Regions from separate parts of the Mus musculus genome. Here region 1 is linked to region 2. A link is a loop called in an ENCODE intact Hi-C map of the cell type or tissue named here. Cell type or tissue: heart. All regions are shown on one strand. Links, peaks and the distances in the headings refer to the core of each region. The heading gives the core; the rest is flanking DNA. Region 1 overlaps Bcan (brevican). Region 2 overlaps Isg20l2 (interferon stimulated exonuclease gene 20-like 2).

Evidence for each region. Peaks named below come from ENCODE experiments on the same cell type or tissue, not always from the same donor. Only the 100,000 strongest peaks of a DNase experiment are listed, where the experiment ranks them.
Region 1: a loop joins it to region 2, with 6 times the contacts of the local background. A loop is called at or near these places in 20 of 42 quality-filtered maps.

What each region holds. Positions count from the first base shown.
Region 1 is chr3:87,985,596-87,988,499 of GRCm38, reverse strand. It overlaps Bcan (brevican), which reads left to right. Exons shown (of 14, transcript NM_007529.2): 13 at 38-228; 14 at 533-969. The coding sequence ends at 628. Among named protein-coding and RNA genes, the nearest start is that of Bcan, 13 kb to the left of the region's middle. In heart, for the core only: a CTCF peak has its summit at 1,359 (motif pointing right); DNase peaks (open chromatin) are centred at 749, 1,419 and 2,439; H3K4me3 peaks cover 1,896 bases; H3K27ac peaks cover 2,500 bases.
Region 2 is chr3:87,934,708-87,937,611 of GRCm38, reverse strand. The region is part of intron 2 of Isg20l2 (interferon stimulated exonuclease gene 20-like 2); the gene reads right to left. Among named protein-coding and RNA genes, the nearest start is that of Isg20l2, 5.8 kb to the right of the region's middle. In heart, for the core only: a CTCF peak has its summit at 1,703 (motif pointing left); a DNase peak (open chromatin) is centred at 1,661.

The DNA.
Region 1 (2,904 bases), core at 217-2,716, 51 kb before region 2:
GCCAGGCTCCCAGCTTCTAAATGTGTACCCCTTGCAGTGTCCTGTGGGCCTCCACCACAGCTACCCCTGGCTCAAATATTTGGTCGCCCTCGGCTGCGCTACGCGGTGGATACTGTGCTTCGATATCGATGCCGAGACGGGCTGGCTCAGCGCAACCTGCCGTTGATCCGCTGCCAGGAGAATGGGCTTTGGGAGGCCCCTCAGATTTCCTGTGTACCCCGGAGGCCTGTAAGTGACAGGAGGAAACAGGTAGGGGGCACCAGCTACTTGGCAGCCCTAGGCTCAAAGACCCATTATGCCTGCCATTCACTGACTGAGCTTGGAGTGACCACTGCCTCTCGCTGAGGCTAAGAGAAGGAAATAGGCTGGAGCTCTGGAGACCTCGTGGGTGCAGATGGCTGAGAACCTGCAACCACACTTGGGCTCCTAAGGGCAGAGCAAGTATTTTGAAAAGGGCAGGGGTTAAGCAGCAATGACCCAGGTTATTAAGGAGGAGCGCCGTGCAGAGGATGGGTGTGTTTGTCTTCCATAGGGCCGTGCTCTGCGCTCCATGGACGCCCCAGAAGGACCACGGGGACAGCTCTCGAGGCACAGGAAGGCACCGTTGACACCGCCCTCCAGTCTCTAGGGAGCCTGGAAGACTGCTGCCCCCAGCAGGACCCTCTCACATCAACTGCCAGTGCTCTTCCCCATGATAGGGGGTGACGTGAGAGGGGTGGGACTGAAATTCAGAGGACAGCGCTCGAAGGGGTTTCTGGGAAACACTTGGGTGGCTCCGCCCCCTCACACAAGGGCCTCAGGTTTTACCCGGTAAGTCCCTAAGTGCCTCAACTGCCCTCTCATGTCAGCTGCCTCCTTGTCCCTCGATTTCGTTAGGGGACACTGTGCTATTCGTTCTTGATTTTCAAAGAGTTTTTAGGATGGAGTACCAGCAAAACCAGGTGGAAATAAAGTTGTCTGAACCCAAAGTTTGATGCTTCTGTGTACATGTGGACATTCAGACAGTGTTAGGCAGACCCTCCAAAGGTAGGTCCCGCTGCGATTATTACCTTGCAAAAGGTCAGAAAAATCACCAAGAACTTGAAGAATAGAGCAATGCCTGGCGTAAAATGGTTGCCTAGCCGGCGAGGATTCACCACTGCCTGCATCAGATCACCAACCGAATGAAGAATTGGGTCTGGGGAGAGGGGGACCCCTGGTGGCCTCATTTTGAGCTCCTGAGAGTGCCTCCGTTCCTGCAGTGCTGAAGGGAAGGTTGGGCAGCGACAAACAGAGAAGGAGGCAGAGGATATTAAAAACAAGCTAAGGGGTCCTCCGCCACGCCAAGGGGCTCACAGGCTGTGACCAGTAGAGGGCGCTGCAGATACAGTTATGTAGCTCTAGAGGGCGAAGTAGATCCGGACCAGAGAGGAGCCAGGAGGCCACCAGGGGGAGTCGCGGTCTTTCTGACTTGCGGGGCAGACCTGGTAGGCGTGCGGGGCAGAAAGTTGTGCGGGGGGGAATGCAGGACTTCCGGCTGACAAGACTGGGCTGGTCTCGGCTGAGTCAGCGGAGGCTGAAGCGATGAGGTCACCGCAAGCTAGGAAGTGGATGACCAGTGCCTGAACCAGCCAGAGCTCCTTTAATTGGCTGGAGTCCCATCCTGAGGGAAGGCAAATGATGGCTGCATATCCTCACACCTGGTTCAATCAGCATTGAGGGCCACGAGGACGCATGCCTTATACCCATTAACCCACCTGGCCATTCTTAGTCCTTTTCTAAAAGCCAGGCGACAAGAACAAAAACAAATGGCAAAAGACACTGAGTCCCAGACAGAGGCTTGGGAAGGTAGCGCTGAGGACCTGAGACTCTGCTGGCCCTTCTTCCCTAAGAAAGCACGGATTTCTCAGACCTCACCACCTCCATCATCATCCTCCTTCCTCCAGCCCCGGGGCTCATCTGCCTGCCCACACAGCCAACCCAGAATAAGCAGAGAGTACAAACTGGTTCTTAAGGATCTACAGGGAAGAGTGGACCCTGCTTTATCCTGTATCGGCTCATAGTTGCCCATTCAATGCGTTCTGGGGGTTGTCGGGGCATTTAGCTGGAACTGTAAGTGGATGAAGACCCAGGATGATGGATCCCGAAAAGGAGCAGGCTAGAGAAGAGCCAGAGTCTGTCTTTTGGGTTCAGAACTCACGGTGGGTGGAGCACGGTGGGTGGATGATTTCTATGTAGCATGGTGAATTTGTGGCAAACTGGGATTCCCGGCCCTTTCTCCAAGATTTTCATCATCAAACCTCCCACTTGGCACAGGTCCACCATCTTCTCTGTTCTGTGGGTAAGGAGAGTCCCAGAAGTGGATGGGAGACTAGAATCAGAGTCCTCCCTCACCTGCTGGGCCTCTCTGGCAGGGCAGCAAACAGGAAACCTCCTCCTGGCTTGTTGAGCTTCCTGGGGAAGGGGGGGGGGGAGGGGAGGAAGAGGGAAGGGGGTGTCCTGGAATAACTCAGCAGTGCCCTGAATGGACAGTAGCTAGCCAGTGCCTCGGGAGTCACACATAGAGCACCAGCACACCTCTTTGGAGACTTGGAGTAGGGCCACACCTCGGCCACGGCTGCCAGCTGTCACTGTTGGGACCCTGACTGTGTGCCCTGACTCTCAGCCTCCTCCACATATGAGTTGAGTGGGGTCCCCATCAGGATGTCTTGTTCCCCGGATTTAAGAGGTATTGGAAAAGAGAGACCCACCCAGGGCAATAGGTAGCAGCTTGAGCGTTGCCCAGGGGGCACGGCGCTTAGGAGCCTGTGATTTGGCCTTCTGCCAGGTTCCTGCTGCCTCTGGATGCTCTGACACATTCCACCTCCCAGTTCTTCACCATACCCTTGCCTCCCACAACACTGCCTGACTTCACTTGGGGCCTTT
Region 2 (2,904 bases), core at 199-2,698:
ACAGGCCTGTAATCCCTATACTTGGGAGGTCACAGTAGGAAGAACTGAAGTTAAAAGTCATTTTTGGCTCCACAGAAGGTCTGAGACTAGACTGAGATACATGAGGCTAGCCTGGGATATATGAGCACCTGCTCCAAGGTGGTAGGCCAGTAAGATGGACCCCGAAAATAAAGAGTCTTTTTTTTTTTTTTTTTTGGTTTTTCAAGACAGGGTTTCTCTGTGTAGCCCTGACTGTCCTGGAACTCACTTTATAGACCAGGCTGGCCTCGAACTAGAAATCCACCTGCCTCTGCCTCCCAAGTGCTGGGATTAAAGGCGTGCGCCACACTGCCTGGCGAAGATAAAAATTCTTGTCACCACGTTTGATGATCTGCGATGATCCCTGAGACCCACATGAGAGAACCAGCCACCACAAGTCACCCTCTAACCTCTGCACTCATGTCATGACACACTCCATCTTCACAAAATGAGAGAGAAAAAAAGCTAAGAAAGCAAACAAACAATAGCCATTGAAAGAGTAAAGCTGGGGCTGGAGAGATGGCTCAGTGGTTCAGAGCACTGACTGCTCTTCCAGAGGTTCTGAGTTCAATTCCCAGCAACCACATGGTGGCTCACAACCATCTGTAATGAGATCTGATGCCCTCTTCTGGTGTGTCTGAAGACGGCTACGGCGTACTCATATAAATAAAAAAAAAAAAGCTGGGCGTGGTGGCACACGCCTTTAATCCCAGCACTCGGCAGGGGCAGGCGGATTTCTGAGTTTAAGGCCAGCCTGGTCTACAAAGTGAGTTCCAGGACAGCCAGGGCTACACAGAGAAATCCTGTCTTGGAAAAAAAAAAAAAGAGTAAAGCTGTAGATGGGGTTTTCTGGATACTTTTCTTGAAACCAACTAAAGTCTCAGCATTTAAAATCTTACAGGTTCTGCAGGCCATACTCAAAACGGTACTGTGAAAGCAGCAGCAGTCCTGCAGTTTTCAGGGGACCCACTTAGTAAGGCATCTGGGCTCATCTCAGATTCATAACCCCAGCTTAATCAAGGTGAAATTCTTGGTGATGAACACCACACAGTGTGTCTTTGCCCGGGTAGGTTCAACCAACAAGCATCTGCTCTGTGCTCTGCTCAGTCTCCCCCAGCACGCGCTTCATCTTGTCTGGCCCTTAGCTGCCCTCACTGAAGCTGGGCCCTCTCCTACACGTCTACGCAACTGTGCCCTGGCATCTCTTTCCTTTTGTTTTTGAGAAACCCCACTGTGTAGTCCTGGCTCGCTTCAAGTTTAAAGCTCCACCTGCCCCTGCCTCCTCAGTGCTGGGATTAAAGGTGTGCACCAACATGCCTGGTACTTCCTGCCTTTTTAAAAACCCCTAGCTACTTCATCTCTTATAAACTTCCTTCAGTGGACTGTCTGGCATTAAAAGAATCATTGGAGGAGCTGGGGATGTGGCTCAGCTGGCATAGCGCTTGCCTGTCATGATACGGCCTTGGGTTGTATCTGTGCAAACCATGTGTGGTGGCACATGCCTATAATCATAGCACTCAGGAGATAGGTACAAGAGAATCAGAGGACCAAAATAATCCTTAGCTACAAATTCAAAGCCAGCTTGAGCCAGCCTAGGCTACATGAAGCCCTGTCCAAGAAAAAGAATTCCTGAAGTGTGTCTAGAGAAAGCAAATTCCCCAATTGCAAAGCAGAGCAATGGTGCCCTCTGGTGGCCACCCAGCACCAGCAGGTTCTCTACCTTTGGAACTGGTTTTGGGGAGGGAATGTAGGAGTTTAGAGAGGTGGATTAGAGAAGAAGAACTAGAATGCTGCATACAGGGCTCAATGGGCTATTCTGGGGGAATTCTGAAAGAGGATAACGCCAAGAGAAATGCAACAATGAAGGCCTGGCTCATCAGAGCCCAGAGAACTTGAATGAGGCTGAATTAAAAAATAATGGACTGTTTGGCAGAAGATACTTCTACACGGGGTACTGTTCAAGGCTATGTAAAGGCGACTGCTCCCTGTTCTTATCCACATCTACAGTGAGAGAGCAAGTAGGATAGTAAACTAGTGGGGGGGGGGGGAGAACAGTTTGCTGGGGAAAAGACCATATACCATACACTCAAAGTTACAGGCTATGAAAAGTGATGCCGCCACTGGGACAAGGGGTAAAGTGCATAAAGGGCAAGACTCTGCCCACAGGGGAGGAAAAATCACTTCATTTAAATGGAGAAAGCCGAATCAGCACTTAGGAAAGTTCTTAATTAATATTTAATCAGAGTGCCGGGTGTGGTGGCACACACCTTTAATCCTAGCACTTGGAGGCAGAGGCAGGCGAATTTCTGAGTTCAAGGCCAGCCTGGTCTACAGAGTGAGTTCCAGGACAGCCAGGGCTACACAGAGAAACTCTAAAAGTCTCAAAAAAAAAATTTATTCAAAGCAAACAGATGTCCCCACAACTTTAGTTTTAGGGGCCCAGACTACATTTTGAACTGGAAGCAAAACTTTTCTGCAACACGTGGCACTGATTTTTAGGGCATTAAAAAAATGCAAAAAATAAGGGGGTAATGGGGGCTTGCATGAAGGCCATTTAAGGGGAGGTCATGTGTGACAGACAGGAGTGGTGCCCTTTCAAGGAGGCTCCTGCACAAAGCTGTAAAGGTGAAACCTAAGTTACAATGGAGGATCTGGGGCTTTGGAAATGCCAGGACCACAGTGTACTTGTCAAGTACACTACAGGCACAAAGTGAAGCTAGCCCAACAGAGGGGCTCTGTGTGCTACAGGCAGGAGAGCTGCAAGGGCCAGCCTACAGCCTATAGCCTGGCAGTCCAGATAATGTGATGACCAGTGCAGAGTGCTGGACATGGAACTGGAGGCTCTGGTGTTTGCCCCGTTGTCTTTTCCAGCTATGCCATGCATTT